Linked DNA regions of Homo sapiens: region 2 is linked to region 1. A link is a loop called in an ENCODE intact Hi-C map of the cell type or tissue named here. Cell type or tissue: Calu3. All regions are shown on one strand. Links, peaks and the distances in the headings refer to the core of each region. The heading gives the core; the rest is flanking DNA.

Region 1 (5,383 bases), core at 252-5,251:
GTGCTATACAGTGACATTTAGCTACAAAAGAAGAGGCTTCCAGGGGTATCTCCTTGACAACCAAAGGCAGAGTGGAGGAAGTGTAACCTTCCATAGCCTCTTTCTGTCAAAACAAACTATGACTTCATTACATCTGTTCTAAGCGGAGGCCTCTCCGTGTTCAAAAAAAAAAAAAACAAAACATATTTATTCATTAGAACAGATTTCCTGCTCAATTTAAATGATTCAGAAATGAAAATTCTGGGAACATAGGAGAATCGGATTCAAACTATTTGGGACAGCATTGCAGCTTCACAAGGATTAGGCCCCATCTATCTCTCATTCCTTTTCTTTCACTCAAATTTCTCCACAGGCTTTGCATCCTCTTGGAATAAAATTTAAATCCTTGCAATGCTAACAAGGCCTACCTGTTCTGGCCTGGCTAACCTCCCCACCACATATGCATTTGCCACTCTGTTGTCCCCACTCACTCCACGGTAGACATACTATTCCTTAAACCTGCCAAACACAACCCCCCATCCAGACCCTTGCATCTCCTGTGCCCTCGCCCTGGAACACTTTCCACCGGAAGATTCAAAAGACTCTGACTCACTTTTTCAGTTCCCTGTTGACATGTTATCTTAACAAAAAAGACTTTCCTGGCCCTTCTATTTGAATGAGCAGCTCGCACCCCAACTCTCTTGCTTCTTTAACCCTTTTCACATTTTTCTTCTTTGCTTTTATACCATCTGACATTTTTTCCATAGGTGTATATACATATGTATTTAAACATTTATTTGCTTATGGCTTATCTCCTCTTATTAGAATGTAAGCCTTGTAAGGTAGAAACATAATTTTTATTTCACTACTCTATCCCCAGTGCCTAGAGCAGTACCTGGTGTATACTCAAACATTCCCTGAATGAATGAGTAAACCCCTCTTCCCAGCCTACCCTTTCATGGTATTCAGGCACTCTTCCTCACATACATCATGCATTGCACCTCCATGCTTATTGCTGTTCCTCCCCCTGAAATACATTTTCCCTTATTTCTGGATCCCAGAGTAATTTCTTTTTTATTTGTTTGCTTGTTTTGAGACAGGGTCTTGCTCCGTCACCCAGGCTAGAATGCAGTGGTGCCATCATAGCTCACTGCAGCCTTTAACTTCTGGGCTCAAGTGATCCTCCCACCTCAGCCTCCAGAGTAGATAAGACTATAGGTGTGCATTATCATGCTGGCTAATTTAAAAAAATATATAGAGTTGGGGGTCTTGCTATGTTGCCTAGGCTGCCAAGAGGGATTTCTGTCCAGCACACACAAGAGCTGAACTGATTGGGAGGAATGGGCAGGAGGTAGGAAGGGGGGAACTTTCCAGAAAAAGATTGCAGCAGAAAACAGTTATAATGGTGAACACAGGGAGAATTGGAAGAATAATTTACCATGGAGAAGGAGAAGGGAAAGAGTCAGAGGGGAGACACCAAGCAACCATCTCCACCAAACTCAGCCTTGTGGCTCAGACCTGCATTTAAGAGTCGGCAGGGTTGCCATCGTCTAGAACCTAGTCCTCCCTCCTCTCCATTCTTCTCATATTTCCATCCATCCAAATCTTTCTTGCTGAGATCAACATAAATGCCCACGCTGTGGCTCCTCCACTCAGCCCTTCAGAGTCATGTACCCCTGCAGCTTTAGTGAGGGCCTCCACTCAGTGTTCATGAAACCCTACTCTGTATTTGAGAAAGATTTGTGGAGTTTTCCTACTTATTTTTTTCTCCAACTAGATAATAAACTCCTTGAAAAGCGAAGATGTACAGACTTTTGAAATATGTTTCAATTTTGACTTCAATACTGACTACCATATTTCATTGAATCTAAGCTAATATAAGATACATTATTTTATATACCACTAAAAACAGAAAAATACTTCCACTTGATTGTAAGACACTGCCAATTGTAAAAAGCATCCTGATTTCAGAGATCTGAGAATGTGAAAAGGGAGCATAGAAGAATTGATGGAAGGTATGTGGTCTTAGACATGTGGTAAGCCTCTCTGAACTTCAGACTCGCCATTCATGAAATGAAAACCATACTTTTTCATTCATTCAGCAAATGTGTATTGAGTATTGTGTATTGAGTGCTTAGGTGTTGGGAACTTTTTAAGTTGAAAGGAATAGTAACTGGCTCTGGTTAACATAAGCGAAAGAGGATTTACTGGAAGGATACTGGGAGCTCAGAGAAACAGGGGCTGGAGCAGCAGGCTTGGTGATGGCAGGAAGCAGGGGAGCACCAAGGCCTGGGAAATGGAAACCATGGCAACAGCTCTCACCAGGAGGGCTCTCTGGTGAGGACAGAGATGCTGGGATTCAACTCATTCTCTTGTCCATGGATAACTCAGGAGCCTCTGATGGACGCAGCCTGCCCCCTGGTGTAGGGGTCTGGGGCAGCATCTGCTTGCTTTGGCTTCCACAGTAGGAGGCAAACACAGAATTTGCCATCCCATCAAGACCACACACAACAGAAGAGAGGAAATTCCCCAAAGTGATTTGGAACATTAGGAAGGTGAGAAAGGGAAATGGACAATATGTGGTCAAAACAGAAACCAAAAGAGATAAATTGCATAACATACTCCTAATATGTGCCAGCCACTATACCCCCAACAGTCATGGTCCCCGTTCTTATAGGGGTTACTGTTACTATCCAGTGAAAGAGGCAAATGAGAAACAAAAAGAGAGATAAAGAGAGAAAGAGAGAAGGAAGGGAAGGGAAGGGAAGGGAAGGAAGAAAAGAGAGAGGGAGGGAGGGAGGGAAAAATCCAGATACTGTCAATGAAGAAAAGACTGCTACGGGATAGAATAACTGGGGCTACTTGGCTAAATCCAGTTGCTCATTTTCAGTCCTCATTTTACATAAAACATCAACAGCTTTTGACACAGTTGATCACTCCCTCTCTGTGAAACACTCTCTTCATGCAGCTCTGGGGAAATCATGTCCTCATGGTTTCTCCTCCTTCGCCAGTTGTTCCTTCTCTTTGATGCATCCTGCCTTCATTTCCCCACCCTTAAGTCCTGGAGGGCCCCAGGGCTCAGGCCTCAGACTCCCACTTTATCTGTACTTGCTCCCTTGGTGAGTGCCTCCAATCTCAAGGTTTTAAATATCGGCATACTGAAGATGGCCAACTTTATTTATCCAGCCAGAACCCCTACACTGAACCCCAGACTCGTGTATCCAACTGAAGTCTCAACATCTCCATGGAGATGTCTAACTTAAAGTTCAAACTTATGTCTAAATCTCTTCCTCCACTTACCTCTGCCAAACCTGCCTGACCCATAGTCTTCTCATTCAGGAAACAGCAACTCCATCCTTCCAGAAACCTTGGTGTTATCTTTCGCTCCTGTCTTTCTCTCACCTCTCTCAGCTAATCCACTAGCAATCCCTGTTGGCTCGAGATATAATCACCTCTCACACCTCCACCACTGTCCCGCTGATCCAAGCCATCCTCATCTCTCCCGGACTAGTGTCATAGCCTCCTAATTGATCTCCCTGCTTCTACCCTTGCCCTCTATATTCTAACTTCAACACAATGCCTTGAGTGATGCTTAGATATCTAGATCAGATCATGTACCCCTCCTCAAAATCTCATGATGGCCCCGAAGACCTCAATCTTCCTCCTAACCTCTCCATCTTATTTCCTGGCTGTCTCATTCATTTGCTCTGCTCTAGCATGTTTCTTCCTCTAGGTTTTTGCAGCTGTCCTTGCCTGTTCCCAGAATTCTCTTTCATCAAGCTATCCACAGAGCTTCCTCTCTCACCTTCTTCAGGTCTTTACCAAAATACCATCATCTCAATCAGGCACTCCCTCACCACTATATTTAAATTAGCAACAATACCACCTCCAAACACACACTCACACATAATCCCCTTTCCAGTTCCCGTTTTATTTTCTCCATGCCACTCATCACTATCTGGTATATTATATATTTTATCTATGTGTGTGCGCCCCACTAAAACAGAAAATGCATGAGGGCAGGGATTTCCTTCACAACTTACAACACTGCCTTGCACATATTAATAGTATGCTCTCAGTAGAAATTTGTTGAATGAGCCAAGTTGCCTGATATTTCTGAGCATCAGTTGAAGAAAAATGTAGGAAACAACCCTGCCTACAATATAAAATTTACATAAAAGGCCAATGAAATAGTGTGCCTTATAAACTGAGCTACGCTGTGCACGTGTGAGGAAGAATGACAACCTGCTTTCCACATGACCACATTTTAACACCCTGCTCGCTTAGCAATCTCTCACATAGACTGAAAACATGAACATGTTTTGCTACTCGCAATACAGGTGAAAGACCAAAAAAACTGTTTCCTTCCCTCTACGATAAAGGTACATTTCCTATCCATTTCTCACCATACCCTTATTACCCTCCCCTCGCAAGCCCCCACATGAAATAGAAAGCCCCCACTGAAAATCAATGTGATTAGATAATAATAGTATTAATTAGGTCAGACACGGTGGCTCATGCCTGTAATCCCAGCACATTGGGAGGCCAAGGCAAGAGGATCCTTGTGCCCAGGAGTTTGACACCAGCCTGGGCAACACAGGGAGATCTTGTCTCTACAAAAAAAAAAAAAAATTTTCCAGGTGTGGTGGCATGCACCTGTGGTCCCAGCTACTCGAGAGACTGAGACGGGAGGATCACTTCAGCCCAGGGAGGTCAAGGCACCAGTGAGCCATGATTGTGCCACTGCACTTGAGCCTGGGTGACAGAGCAGACCCTGTCACAAAATATATATATATATATATATATATATAGTGTTAATTGGTAACATTTCTGAAAACCTATTTTTAAAGCACCCAAATATTTTAGACTTTGATAAAAGAAAGTGAAGTATCTGGTGGCCTGAGCTAGTAGGAAAGGGGGAAGAAGATAAATACAGTGGGGACAGCTGGCTGGCTTTGCTGTATAAATATTCCCTGTGGCTGAATCACAGGCACTAGCATCAAGTCAACTTCTTCCCTAGGTAAATCTGTGCTATATTCATACTGTGTGAAGCTCCAAACAAAATGAGTGCTTGGACCTATCCCACCTGAAAGGCTGGGAATACATGATCATAGCAGATAGCAATTGTACATGTTCCAATAGATGAGGAAAAGCTACTAAATAGAGAGTAATTTAATTCATTGCAGTGTATTAGGAGGGGGCTGATTTTCCGGCAGCCACATTCCATTCAGGAGCTTCCTCCCTCTCCATCTTCATGGCTTGCCTGTCCAATCAGACCAGTCAATAGCAGAAAGACTCCATCTATGTCAATGCAGTTGGGAGGAAGGATTATCAAGGAGGAGCACCTTCCAGGAGCCAAGTACTAAGAGAACCTGAAAGGGAGTCAGTCATCCTCTCATGACTC
Region 2 (5,383 bases), core at 158-5,157, 470 kb before region 1:
ATTATTTTAAAGATGTTATTTTTTATTTCTATAGATCAAAACAATTTTGTTTTGGTGAAATTAGTGATGGCTCAGAGCTAAGGTACATGATGATCTTGATTAATAGGTCACATTGTGAATTGGATGCCTTTGGTTGACTTTTTAGTTAGCAGGACTTGATTCAGACCCTGTGTAAGTAAGGTGATCTCTTGCTGAAAATCCACGTGTCAAGGGCGAAGGAGCAACCCCTGCCCCAAATATCAACTTAATCATCTTCCTAAGGCATCTGAGCTTTGCCCTGGGCAGAGGAGAGAGGCTTCCTAGTACGCTTCCAAATGCCTCCATTTATACTGCTGTTTTTTTGCCTTTTCCATACTGGCATAATTTGACACTAACGGGAAAAAGCTCTTGAGGATGAAAACTGTTGGTCGTTTCTCCCTGTGAGCTTGGAATCCAGCTTCAGAGGAGGAGAAACACAAACATGACACTAATGGACTTCCCTTGTTCTCAGTTCTTCTCATTTCAAGACAGCAGTGCCCTTGGCCTCCGGCTCCTGGCTTCAGATCCATTAGTGCCGGGCAAATGAGCCATGTGGTTTCTCTCATCTCCTGCCCATAAACCACCACACATACCTCTCTCCTGACCCTTCCCTCTAGTTAACATTGTTTAACACACTCAAGGACACAGTTGCGGTTCTTTTATTCCTAGAAAAGCAAGACGTGCTAATGCTTCCTGTGCTGGCCACCTCGGTGGCGACTCAAAGCCACAGCCTGGGCCGTTTGATGCTTTCTATTTCGGAATGGTATTGATAGCCTGTTACTGAGTGCCTCGGTGATGAAAAGCGCCCCTGGGAACCCGCTGACACGCCTGCGTTCCTCCACTGACTCAACCTGGCACAGCAGTCACTTCACTCTCCCTGGACTTCCAGATGTTGCAAGGCCTTCTCCAGGGCAACATCAGGGCTCTGTGCCCCTGGGAGGAGGAACTGAGGGGCAGAAAAGGGATGGAGAACTCAGACACACACACAAGTATCCTAACTCACGAGGGCATTTGTGTGCTGGGCTGGATATTTAACCAGCACCTGAAGTAATGAAAAGTGTTTTGGTTTCAAAACACCAGACCTGGGTTTTAGGCCTCATTCTGCCTTATACTAGCTGTTTGAGTTTTGGTAAGCTATCTAGATCTCAGCCTGCTTATTTGTGTAATTAGCACAGAGGGCTATCCTGACAGTTGGACTAGATGGAGTTTTGCCTTTATGCAGCGGAGATCTGGAAGGGCATACAGATATCAACCATTACCAGGAAGAGCCCAGTTTTCTTGTAGCTGGGTCACAGACACATTTGGAATCCAGAGGATGCTAAAAACAGTTCAGCTGCTGTTCTCAACAGGCTGCCTTTGAGTCCACACAGAATTTACCTTCTCTGTTTCCTCCATACTTTCTTTTTCTTTTCTGTCTTCTCCCCTGGGTCCTAGTTAAGGATAGAGTCTGACCGTCCCTTTCCTCTGAGCCTGGGACAAGTTCGACTCCAGGAGCCTTCTTAGTGGAGCTCCTGAAATGAAACAAGACTCTCTTGTTGATCCTAACTGCTTCTCTTAGCAAAGCTTTGAGGTGAGATCTGAGAATGGGAAACGAGTGAGAATGGGACCACATTAAAGGGACAGAGAAGTGTACCTTGGCAAAGATTAGCACATAGTAAGTATTCAGTAATGCCCTTGCCTTTCTTTAATTTTTTTTTCACCTAGTTTTCACTTTTATTCTGTCCAGGGTAGTTCCTTGTGCTCTCAGTTCAATTTGGATGTTTTCTTATCTGGACATATCTTAACATCTGCAGATGATTTTCCAAACTTGAGGGCTTGTAAACAATTCTGAGTCAGTTGTGGTGGATCATGCCTGTAATCTCTACGAAAATATGTTGGCTTTTTTTTGTTGTTGTTGTTTGTTTTTTGTTTTGAGACAGAGTTTCGCTCTTATTGCCCAGGCTGGAGTGCAATGGCGCGATCTTGGCTCACTGCAACCTCCACCTCCCAGGTTCAAGTGGTTCTCCTGCCTCAGCCTCCAGCCTCAGCATGTGCCACCATGCCTGGCTGATTTTGTATTTTTAGCAGAGATGAGGTTTCTCCATGTTGGTCAGGCTGGTCTCAAACTCCCGACCTCAGGTGATCCGCCCACCTCGGCCTCCCAAAGTGCTGGGATTGCAGGCATGAGCCACCATGCCCAGCAAAAATATTTCTTAAAAATTAGCTGGGTGTGGTAGTGCGTGCCTGTGGTCCCAGCTACTCAGGAGGCTGAGGTGAGAGGATCCTCTGAGCCAGGGGAGGTAGAGGCTTCAGTCAGCCATGATTGCACCACTGCATTCCAGCCCAGGTGACAAAGACCCTGTCTAAAAAAAAAAAAAAAAAAATTTCTGAGTTTTTCATAATTCTTTTGTTTCTTAAAGCAAATTGGTCCAATGACTAGATTCCTCCATCACAGTTAATTAATTTTTTTCTGGTCCTTATTTCTAATATCTGGGGTGGATTTCCACTGATATAAAGAAAGCTGAAGACAGATCCCAAAATTCACTATGCCCCTGAAATTCTATTTTGTATCTAGAAAAATCTAAAATCCTTCAGTGCTCTAGAGTTTCAGTTTAAGAAAGCTCTCAGCCAGTGACTATACAGGGACAAATATAGAACAATGACAGCAATTACCAGGACACTGCCCCACTGACAACATAAAAAAGTAATGTCATAAACCTATGGACACAAACCAGTTTTATGTCAAGGAGCCCCGACTCCAGGGTTCTTCTGTAAAGCAGGAGAGGGCCATTAAGCCCTGGGCTTAGCCAGACATCCTCATCCATGGGCCAGGGTGAGCCGCCAGAGGGCAGAGCCGTGGCAGCAGCAAGACAGCTAGCCAGCACACTCCGCAGCTCCTGCAAATATTTAACTAAATCTTCATTCTAACTCTCCAACCGACTAAATGTGTGACCTTGGGCAAGTTGCTTAAGCTCCCATGTCTCAGTTTTCCTCACGTGTAAAATTAATAAAATCTAGGCCAGGAAGTGTTATGGAAGTTAAATGAATTTATACATATAAAACTCTCAGAATGATGCCAAGCAAATAACAAATAACATATAAGTGTTTTCTGGTATTACTGTTGTTCTCATCAACTATTTTGATTACATTTTTAAAAAATAGTCTTTCTTCTAAGCTAACACAATTTAAAATTGGAGGTTCGCACAAGTCAGTCTCTTCCTTGTCTTTCCTAACTTATTCATAGATTTTATTATTATTATTATTATTTTAGAGATAGGGTCTCATTATATTGCCCAGGCTAGCTTTGAACTCCTGGGCTCAAGTGATCCTCCAGCTCAGCCTCCTGAGTAGCTAGGACTACAGGTATGCCCCAACAAACCCGGCTTTTGATTCATAGATTTTTTTTTTTAAAGTCGATTCCAATTTCCCATTCCCCATGTGTTGTATAGGGTGTCAGCTGGGAGCGTGCAAGTCTGAGGGCTTCAGGCTTTGCCACTGTGTGACCTGGGGCAAGGCACCTGGCCATCTGCTCCTCCCTTTTCTCCCATATGAAGTGGAAGGCTCATGCTAGGTTACCTGTGGAATCAATTCAGCCCTCAGGCCAGGAGAACAGCAGGGCTCCTTCAGTGCTGCATCCCTGTATTTCTCTTTCACTCCAGATTCCAAGCAAGGCTGAAGGCAGCCTATTTTCAAACTGCTCAACTCTCTCAAGAGAGGAAGAAAACCTGCCTTCAAACATAGCTCGCTGACTTTCCCCAAGATAAGCAACCCCCTTCCCAAGACTCTCTGATTATCAAACATGTCAGCAGTATTCTAAGAATCCTGTATAAAATAAGCAAACCAGTCCTCCGGGAAGACCTGAGGGACTGCTTTGAACAAGGGAAATGAACCTTAATGCATAAATGGATACATCCTCATTAAGCTGCAGATGCCAGGAATCACTGGGATGCTGACCCCTGTGCGGGAGGTACTGCACCTCTGCAGGTGGCAGGGTCACCAAGGAGCATAATTCTCTACCCCCTGCAGAATACTTGCCTGGAATATCTTTATATTCTCCGGGTGATGCCTGTAGAATTTTTTCTTTCTTTCCTTTAATCTCTCCTTCCAAAGTAGTCTCGAGCCCCTGCTATGCGCCAGAGACTGTGCTTACTGACAGTTACATAAGGAAGATTAAGACATGCTTCTTGCTTTCAAAAAATTCACACATCAGTAGGAAAAACTAAAATGTAAAGAATTCTATAACACAATGCCAGGCTAAATCTGGTTCCCCTGTTAACACTCTAATAGCACTTAGTACTTTCCTTTTCTATCACTTATCACAAGTTGGTAAATGCACTTGTATATTCCATTAATTAATATCTTACTTCTGCCAACCCCCCTCTCACATTGTAGACTGTGACTCCTTGAGCTAATATATACTTAGTAATTATTATATACCAGACACTGTCTTAAGTGCCTTATATATATTATCTTTCAATCTTCACAACTACTTTAAGAAGAATATACTAATATTCTTATTTTACAAATGAGGAAACCAAGACAGTAACGTGCCTGAGGTCACACAGCTGGTAAGAGTCAGAACCAGGTCTTAAACAAAAGCGGTCTGGCTTCAAATCTCTGTTCTCAGCTCTCTATTAAAGGGAAGATATCAAGACTCTTTTAAAGGTGATGGATAAGTAGGTGATACAGCCTAGAAAGATTTCCTTCTAAAATTGTTAAATTTCAATAATGTAGGTAAGCTTCCTTTGTCTGGAAAATCCATTCATATGGAACTCCTTAATTCCTACTATCAAACCCAATTTAGGCTTTGTGTATACAAAATATAAAGAAGAACAGGAGATAAATGGTGGCACTTAGATCAGAAAAAAAGAATATTTATTGCAAAACAAGTCTATGTGTATTGAAAAATACTGTTATCCTAAAAGCAAAAGGCTATATATTGTCATTTCTCTGACTTGATCTAAATTTAAGATTATGAAAGCCAAAGAAAATTGATCAACTATTTCCTAAAGAAAGAGACCCACCTCCACTGCTGTAATAATCCAATTCATTAACCCATGGACAGCAGGCACTTCTCTGGTAGACGCTTGTTATCATCTCATCAACTAAAAATGCAAATGTCTGTTAAAAATAAATGAGATTGGCAGCTGGGCATGGTGGCTCACACCTGTAATCCCAGCATTTTGGGAGGCCGAGGCGGGTGGATCACCTGAGGTCGGGAGTTCGAGACCAGCTTGACCAACATGGTGAAACCCCGTCTCTACTAAAAATACAAAATTAGCTGGGTGTGTGTGGTGGTGCATGCCTGTAATCCCAGCTACTAGGCAGGCTGAGGCAGGAGAATCACTTGAACCCAGGAGGCAGCGGTGGCAGTGAGCCGAGATCA

Evidence for each region. A loop is a pair of places that touch in the nucleus more often than their neighbours do. Peaks named below come from ENCODE experiments on the same cell type or tissue, not always from the same donor. Only the 100,000 strongest peaks of a DNase experiment are listed, where the experiment ranks them.
Region 2: it touches region 1 in a loop (4-fold over the local background); 3 of 110 quality-filtered maps call a loop at or near these places.

Annotation. Positions count from the first base shown.
Region 1 is chr1:67,850,831-67,856,213 of GRCh38, reverse strand. The region is part of intron 1 of GNG12-AS1 (GNG12, DIRAS3 and WLS antisense RNA 1); the gene reads right to left. Among named protein-coding and RNA genes, the nearest start is that of GNG12, 20 kb to the right of the region's middle. In Calu3, for the core only: a CTCF peak has its summit at 2,409 (motif pointing left); a DNase peak (open chromatin) is centred at 2,393.
Region 2 is chr1:68,318,740-68,324,122 of GRCh38, reverse strand. No RefSeq gene overlaps it. Among named protein-coding and RNA genes, the nearest start is that of WLS, 89 kb to the right of the region's middle. In Calu3, for the core only: a CTCF peak has its summit at 2,822 (motif pointing right); a DNase peak (open chromatin) is centred at 2,842.